2 separate regions of the Mus musculus genome follow, and region 1 is linked to region 2. A link is a loop called in an ENCODE intact Hi-C map of the cell type or tissue named here. Cell type or tissue: gastrocnemius. All regions are shown on one strand. Each heading gives the region's core, and the rest is flanking DNA. Links, peaks and the distances in the headings are about the cores only. Region 1 has its middle 23 kb from the start of Prdm9. Region 2 holds the start of Chd1 (chromodomain helicase DNA binding protein 1).

What was found. Hi-C counts contacts between places; a loop is a spot of excess contacts. Peaks named below come from ENCODE experiments on the same cell type or tissue, not always from the same donor. Only the 100,000 strongest peaks of a DNase experiment are listed, where the experiment ranks them.
Region 1: it touches region 2 in a loop (2.3-fold over the local background); 3 of 42 quality-filtered maps call a loop at or near these places.

What each region holds. Positions count from the first base shown.
Region 1 is chr17:15,584,414-15,587,312 of GRCm38, forward strand. No RefSeq gene overlaps it. Among named protein-coding and RNA genes, the nearest start is that of Prdm9, 23 kb to the left of the region's middle. In gastrocnemius, for the core only: a CTCF peak has its summit at 1,464 (motif pointing right); no DNase peak of the experiment used is centred there.
Region 2 is chr17:15,704,330-15,707,228 of GRCm38, forward strand. Chd1 (chromodomain helicase DNA binding protein 1) reads left to right here and starts at 638. Exons shown (of 36, transcript NM_007690.3): 1 at 638-983; 2 at 2,611-2,810. The coding sequence starts at 2,758. It overlaps 5830433I10Rik (a long non-coding RNA gene), which reads right to left and starts at 1,048. Exons shown (of 2, transcript XR_001782213.2): 1 at 1-1,048. In gastrocnemius, for the core only: CTCF peaks have their summits at 695 and 1,303; DNase peaks (open chromatin) are centred at 323, 584, 1,206 and 1,684; H3K4me3 peaks cover 2,400 bases; H3K27ac peaks cover 2,233 bases.

The DNA of each region.
Region 1 (2,899 bases), core at 95-2,594, 120 kb before region 2:
AAGCTGGCTCAGTGATAACGGCTGCTTGTTACTAAGCCTGACAACCTGAGTTCAAGTCCCAGGACCCCCCACAGACTGAAAGAACAGAATGAGCTCCACGTCATTCACTGTGTCACGGTGGATATCCAAACACATACTACACATACAAATTAACTAATTAATTGAAATATTTTAAAATTTAATAGTAGAAAATGTTTACATTCCAGTACCCACTAGATGATAAAAATGAATGCCAAAAAATGAATATTAATTAAAAATTTAAACTTGAGCTTAAGTTTTAGCAAGCACTAGCTGTCACTAAGTTTTAGACAAGCATTCTTGTCTGTTCAGAAGATAATAAATTAGTGTTTCAACAATGAATACTCAGGATGTTGCTTAAAGATAAGTTTGTAATACCTCTATTGGCTAATGTATGTTCACAAATGGAGTTTCCTTTTTTAAAAAAGATTTTATTTATTTTAATTATGTGGAGGGTGGGTGCATGCACATGTGTGGATTTATTTTAATTTAATTTTAAATATTTATTTTATTTTTATTATGTAAAGGGTGGATGCATGGACTTGTGTGTGTGTGTGTGGGTGGGTGGGTGGGGGTTCGTGGCCAGGCTTAGAGGGCACCAAATACCCTGTTCCAGGAGGTCATGAGCCAAACTCTGCTTCTCTTCAAAACTAGCAAGCACTCTTAACTGCTGGGCCATCTCTTAAGCCCCTGCAAATGGACTTTCTTTAGTATCAATCCTGAGTTTTGACATTCGCACCAAAGCATTGCCATCTTATGTGTCACACAGACACAATTAGCTTTCCAAATTCACTGTCCTTACTCTTTTAGAAATGCAATTAGTTCCAAGTAAATAAAATTAGAGTATTTCTGTGTGTATGAGTAATAATATCACCTCTATATTTTAGGGAGGAACAAACGCAAGGGCTGAAGAGATGGCTCAGTGGGAAATGACACCTGCCACCAAGCATCATAATGTGAGCTTAAGGAGCCTTGGGCTAAGAAAGAATGACCAAGACATCTTTTCCTCTCAATAAAAATATTCTGTGTAAAAAGGAAGAGTCAAAATACAAATCAAATGTGCTTGCCCTGTGATGCTGTCCCCTTCTGTGTCTCCCATCTCCCTCCAGGAGATCTTCTGGAACCTGAATTATTGGAGTAAATTAGGTCCCTTAATACTCACACTCCAGTTTGTTGTGAGGGAATAATGCAAAGGCATCAAAAATAAAAAAGTGTCATAGTCAAAGTTATGTTCCTTGAGACTCAGTATCCTATTACCAAAGTCAAGGAATGCCTAGATTTTCTCCTTATCCTTCCCCACAATAAAAATATATCTCCGTTCTTTAGTTCTGCAGCTGAGCAAGAGGTGAGTCACAGTGGCACAGAAATTCAAATCATCCTAAATAAACACACGGGGAAATGATTGTTTCCGATCTCCCTAATCCCTAAACAAGCAGCCACCAGCAAATTTAAGCACCCATAGTATTTATCCATCAGAGGGCGCTAGAAGCTAACTTTGTAAAACAACCATGTGTGGGGACTTCCTTCTTTCCCTCCCTCCCTCCCTCCCTCCCTCCCTCCCTCCCTCCCTCCCTCCCTCCCTCCCTCCCTCCCTCCCTCCCTCTTCCTTCCTTCCTTCCTTGCTCTTTTTCCCTTTCCCTTTCCCTTTCCCTTTCCCTTTCCCTTTCCCTTTCCCTTTCCCTTTTTCCCTTTCCCTTTTTCCCTTTCCCTTTCCCTTTCCCTTTCCCTTTCCCTTTCCCTTTCCCTTTCCCTTTCCCTTTCCCTTTCCCTTTCCCTTTCCCTTTCCCTTTCCCTTTCCCTTTCCCTTTCCCTTTCCCTTTCCCTTTCCCTTTCCCTTTCCCTTTCCCTTTCCCTTTCCCTTTCCCTTTCCCTTTCCCTTTCCCTTTCCCTTTCCCTTTCCCTTTCCCTTTCCCTTTCTTTCTTTCTTTCTTTCTTTCTTTCTTTCTTTCTTTCTTTCTTTCTTTCTTTCTTTTTTTTGAGACAAAGTTTCTCTTTTTATCCCAGACTGTCCTAGAACTAGCTCTGTACACCTGTCTGCCCTTGAATGCAGAGGTCTGCCTGCCTCTGCCTCCTGAGTACTGGGATTAAAGGCCTGTGCTACCACTGCCTATTGATGCTTTTTCCTTCTTTCTTTCTTTCTTTCTTTCTTTCTTTCTTTCTTTCTTTCTTTCTTTCTTTCTTTCTTTCTTTCCTTCCTTCCTTCCTTCCTTCCTTCCTTCCTTCCTTTCTTTCTTTCTTTCTTTCTTTCTTTGAGACAGGGTTTCTCTGTATAGCCCTGGCTGTCCTGGAACTCACTTTGTAGACCAGGCTGGCCTCGAACTCAGAGATCCACCTGCCTTTGCCTCCCAAGTGCTGGGATTAAAGGCATGCGCCACCACACCCAGCTTCGATGCTTTTTTCTTTTTTTTTTTTAATTTTTATTTGTTTTTTTATTAGATATTTTCTTTATATACATTTCAAATGCTATCTCGAAAGTTCCCTATCCCTCCCCCCACCAGCCCTGCTCCCCTACCCACCCACTCCTGCTTCTTGGCCCTGGCATCCCCCCTGTACTGGGGCATATAAAGTTTGCAATACCAAGGGGCCTCTCTTCCCAGTGATGGTCGACTAGGCCATCTTCTCCTACATATGCAGCTAGAGATATGAGCTCTGGGGGTACTGGTTAGTTCATATTATTGTTCCACCTATAGGGTTGCAGACCCCTTCAGCTCCTTGGGTGCTTTCTCTAGCTTCTCCATTGGGGGCCCTGTGTTCCATCTTATAGATGACTGTGAGCATCCACTTCTGTATTTGCCAGGCACTGGCATAGCCTCATTCGAGACAGCTATACCAGGGTCCCTTCATCAAAATCTTTCTGTCATATACAATAGTGTCTGGGTTT
Region 2 (2,899 bases), core at 270-2,769:
GTCAACTAAGCTGCAGCACCTTAGATCCAGTTACCAACGCCCCTCCAGTTCCGATTCCGCACGGCACCCTTCCACCCGCATTCCAGGGAGCGATCTAGGCAGGCACAGTTGTAAAAGTTCTTTTATGAACCAGGCATGGGCCACCCACACACGAATCAAGGAGCGTCCTGGGAGGTCAGCAGCTCGAACTCTATTTTCTCTCTTTCACTAAAGCCCCGCCCGGGAGGAGACTTAGTCGCTGGTCGCCCAGGCAAAGATCGCAGCGGGAGGCGACTAGGTTGCCCAATAGTTCTCTAGCTGCCCGGGTGACGCAGCAGCTCCGACCGGACTCCGGACACCCGGCGCGCGCGGCCGGCCCCCACCGCAGGCAGTCCTGGGCCCCCGCTCTGGATCCCTGCGCATCCGTGCCGTGACCAGAGCGCCCATCCCCGGGAGCCCCACGAACGCCAGGGGTAGCGCCGGTTACGAGTGCGAAGGCCGAGCCTGGGCTGGACTCGGTGGCTTTCCCCGAGGGGCGTGCACCACCTCGGCGCCCCGCCCCGCCCCGCCCCGCCCCCGCGCGTCGGCGGAAAGGCCGGGCGTGCGCGCCGCCGCCGCGCGCCGGGAAGGGGAGTGAACCGAGGCGGTGACGTCGCTCGGGAGGCGGAGGCGACAGCGACCTCGGCGGCGCCGCGCGGCGGAGACGGTTGCGCTCGATCGCGGTCTTGGCGTCATGGCGGCTGCCGGCGGCCGATAAGCGGCGGGGCGGGAGCGCGGACGGAGGAGGCGCCCTCGGTACTTCCCGCTCGGCCCGGGCGCCCGGAGATGAACTGATCGTCGGACCCGCTCCCCAGCTCCGCGCGTCTCCGCCCGCTGCCTCCCCTCCCCCTCTGCCGTCCGCGGCGCGGGTCCCGCGGCCTGGGCATCCAGGATCGCGGGCCCCCGCGCGGGGCATCCTCCGCCCGAGGCGCCGGCCCGCGCCACCCTTCGCCCTGTGCCCGCCGGTAAGGACGGGTCGGCGAGGCCGGGGAGGCCGGGAGCGGGCGAGGCCCGCGAGGCCCGGCGCGGCGCCGGGGGCGTGGGAGAGCGGCCCGGCGCATCCTCAGCGGCCTGGCGGCGCTGCCCGGCGCGCGGAGGGGACCAGCACGTGGGAGCGCGGGGCGGGTGGGGGGGAGGGGGCGGTGGCCGGGCGAGCCCGGGAGGGCGCGCGGCGGGGCTGCGGGAGCGGGAGGCGGGAAGGAGGCCGCGGCGCCCGGCTGCGGGGAGAAGGTGCAGCGGCCCCGCGCGGCGCCGCCCGGCAAACTTAGCCGGGAGCCCGGCAACTGCCAGGCGGGGAAGGAGGCTGCAGAGGGAGCCCTGGCCACTTCGGGGGCTCTTATTGTTGAGACGCGGGAGCGTCCGGAGTCCGGGCGCTCGGAGGAGAACTTAGGGCCGGACGGAGAAAGGAGGCGAGGCTGGAAAGGAAGTCCAGCGGACGGGGAAAGCCATCTTGAGGGGCGAGAGGAAGGTGAAAGGGAAAGCGCCTAGGCGAGTGAACTTTCTCAGCGCAGACTTTGCGGAGAGGAGGTGGAGGACTTCGGCCGGTTTCACCGGGGCTGGAATTAATAGTTAACGTTAGGAATTACTGTTGAGTGCTGTGGATCTTAGGTGACCTGTTCTCCCAGAGGTATGGAGACTGAGCTCTGCAGGTTGGAAATCCTGATCCAGGTGCAGAGTCGGCCCCCCGGGCGGAGGTGGCAGCAGCCTGTTTGGCCCCTCTGTTCTTTGGAGTGGAAATAATCAGTTAAGTCTCTGCTGGAGTCGGAGGACAACTCTGTTGCGTCCCGAGTGTGTCTTGGTGGTACTTTCTGGCTGGGGAAGGATCTGACGTCTCCTTCCCCCGCTTCTTCCTCTCCCTCCCCTGCCAGAGATCTCCTTTGTTTATTCGTGGTTGGCTTGTAGGTGACTCTAGTGCTCTGGCGGAAATCTTGAGAGGTGGAAATATTGTCTTGCTCCCCACCCCCGTCCCCGTCGTTTGCCTTGAAAATAAGATACAGTGTGTATTCTTTGTATTGCCTTTTTATGTTTTTTTTCAAGGCGTCTTAAGTACCTTACTGGGTATATAATTTTTTTTTCCACTCTACCATTGGTTTACCTGGTAAAAACTGTCTGTTTTGACGTTTGTAGTTTTGCTAAGATCATGATAACCTTTTATTACTCTCTTTTCCGAATGAACATTTAAAAACTTTCCTTAGCTGGATATGAAGTTCTTAGTAATAGGAGTTAGTGCTTCAGTAAACATAACCCTTACCCTCTCGTCGTTTGTTTGTCGAAGTTACCGAGTAGCATTTTCTCCTCTTTGGGAGTATGTATATGTTACTTTGTTTTAGGAATCTATATAAATAGTGCTACACAGTAGTAATTAGTCTGGAAAGTTTGTTGCTCTTCTGTCAAAACAGCACTAGCAGTGGCAGGCTAAGTCCTAGCAAGCAAGAATGCACTTAATAGATGCCTAGTTCTTGTACGTGAAAGGCGTCTGGGCCTTCGAGCCACCTCTAGTCTGATGGCCTAGGTCCATTTCTGGGAGTTCTAAGTCGGGCTTACATCTTTTCCTACAGCACATATTCTTAACTGCTAATCTATTTCCCGCAGGTGACACAGAGAGAGCCCCAGGAAACCCGTGAATGTTGAAGAAAATTCATCTTTGAAATTTTGATATTCGAGGAAATCTGCATTCATACTCATCTTTTATTAATCTGAGGGGATTTTTGTTTTATTTAAAACTTCTTGATATTTACAATGAATGGACACAGTGATGAAGAAAGTGTTAGAAATGGCAGCGGAGAATCAAGGTAAGCAAGTTCTTTAAACCAGCTGGTTACCTGAGACCTGAAACTGAGTGTTTTTATCAAATTGTCTTAGCTTGGCAAAAGTTAAAATG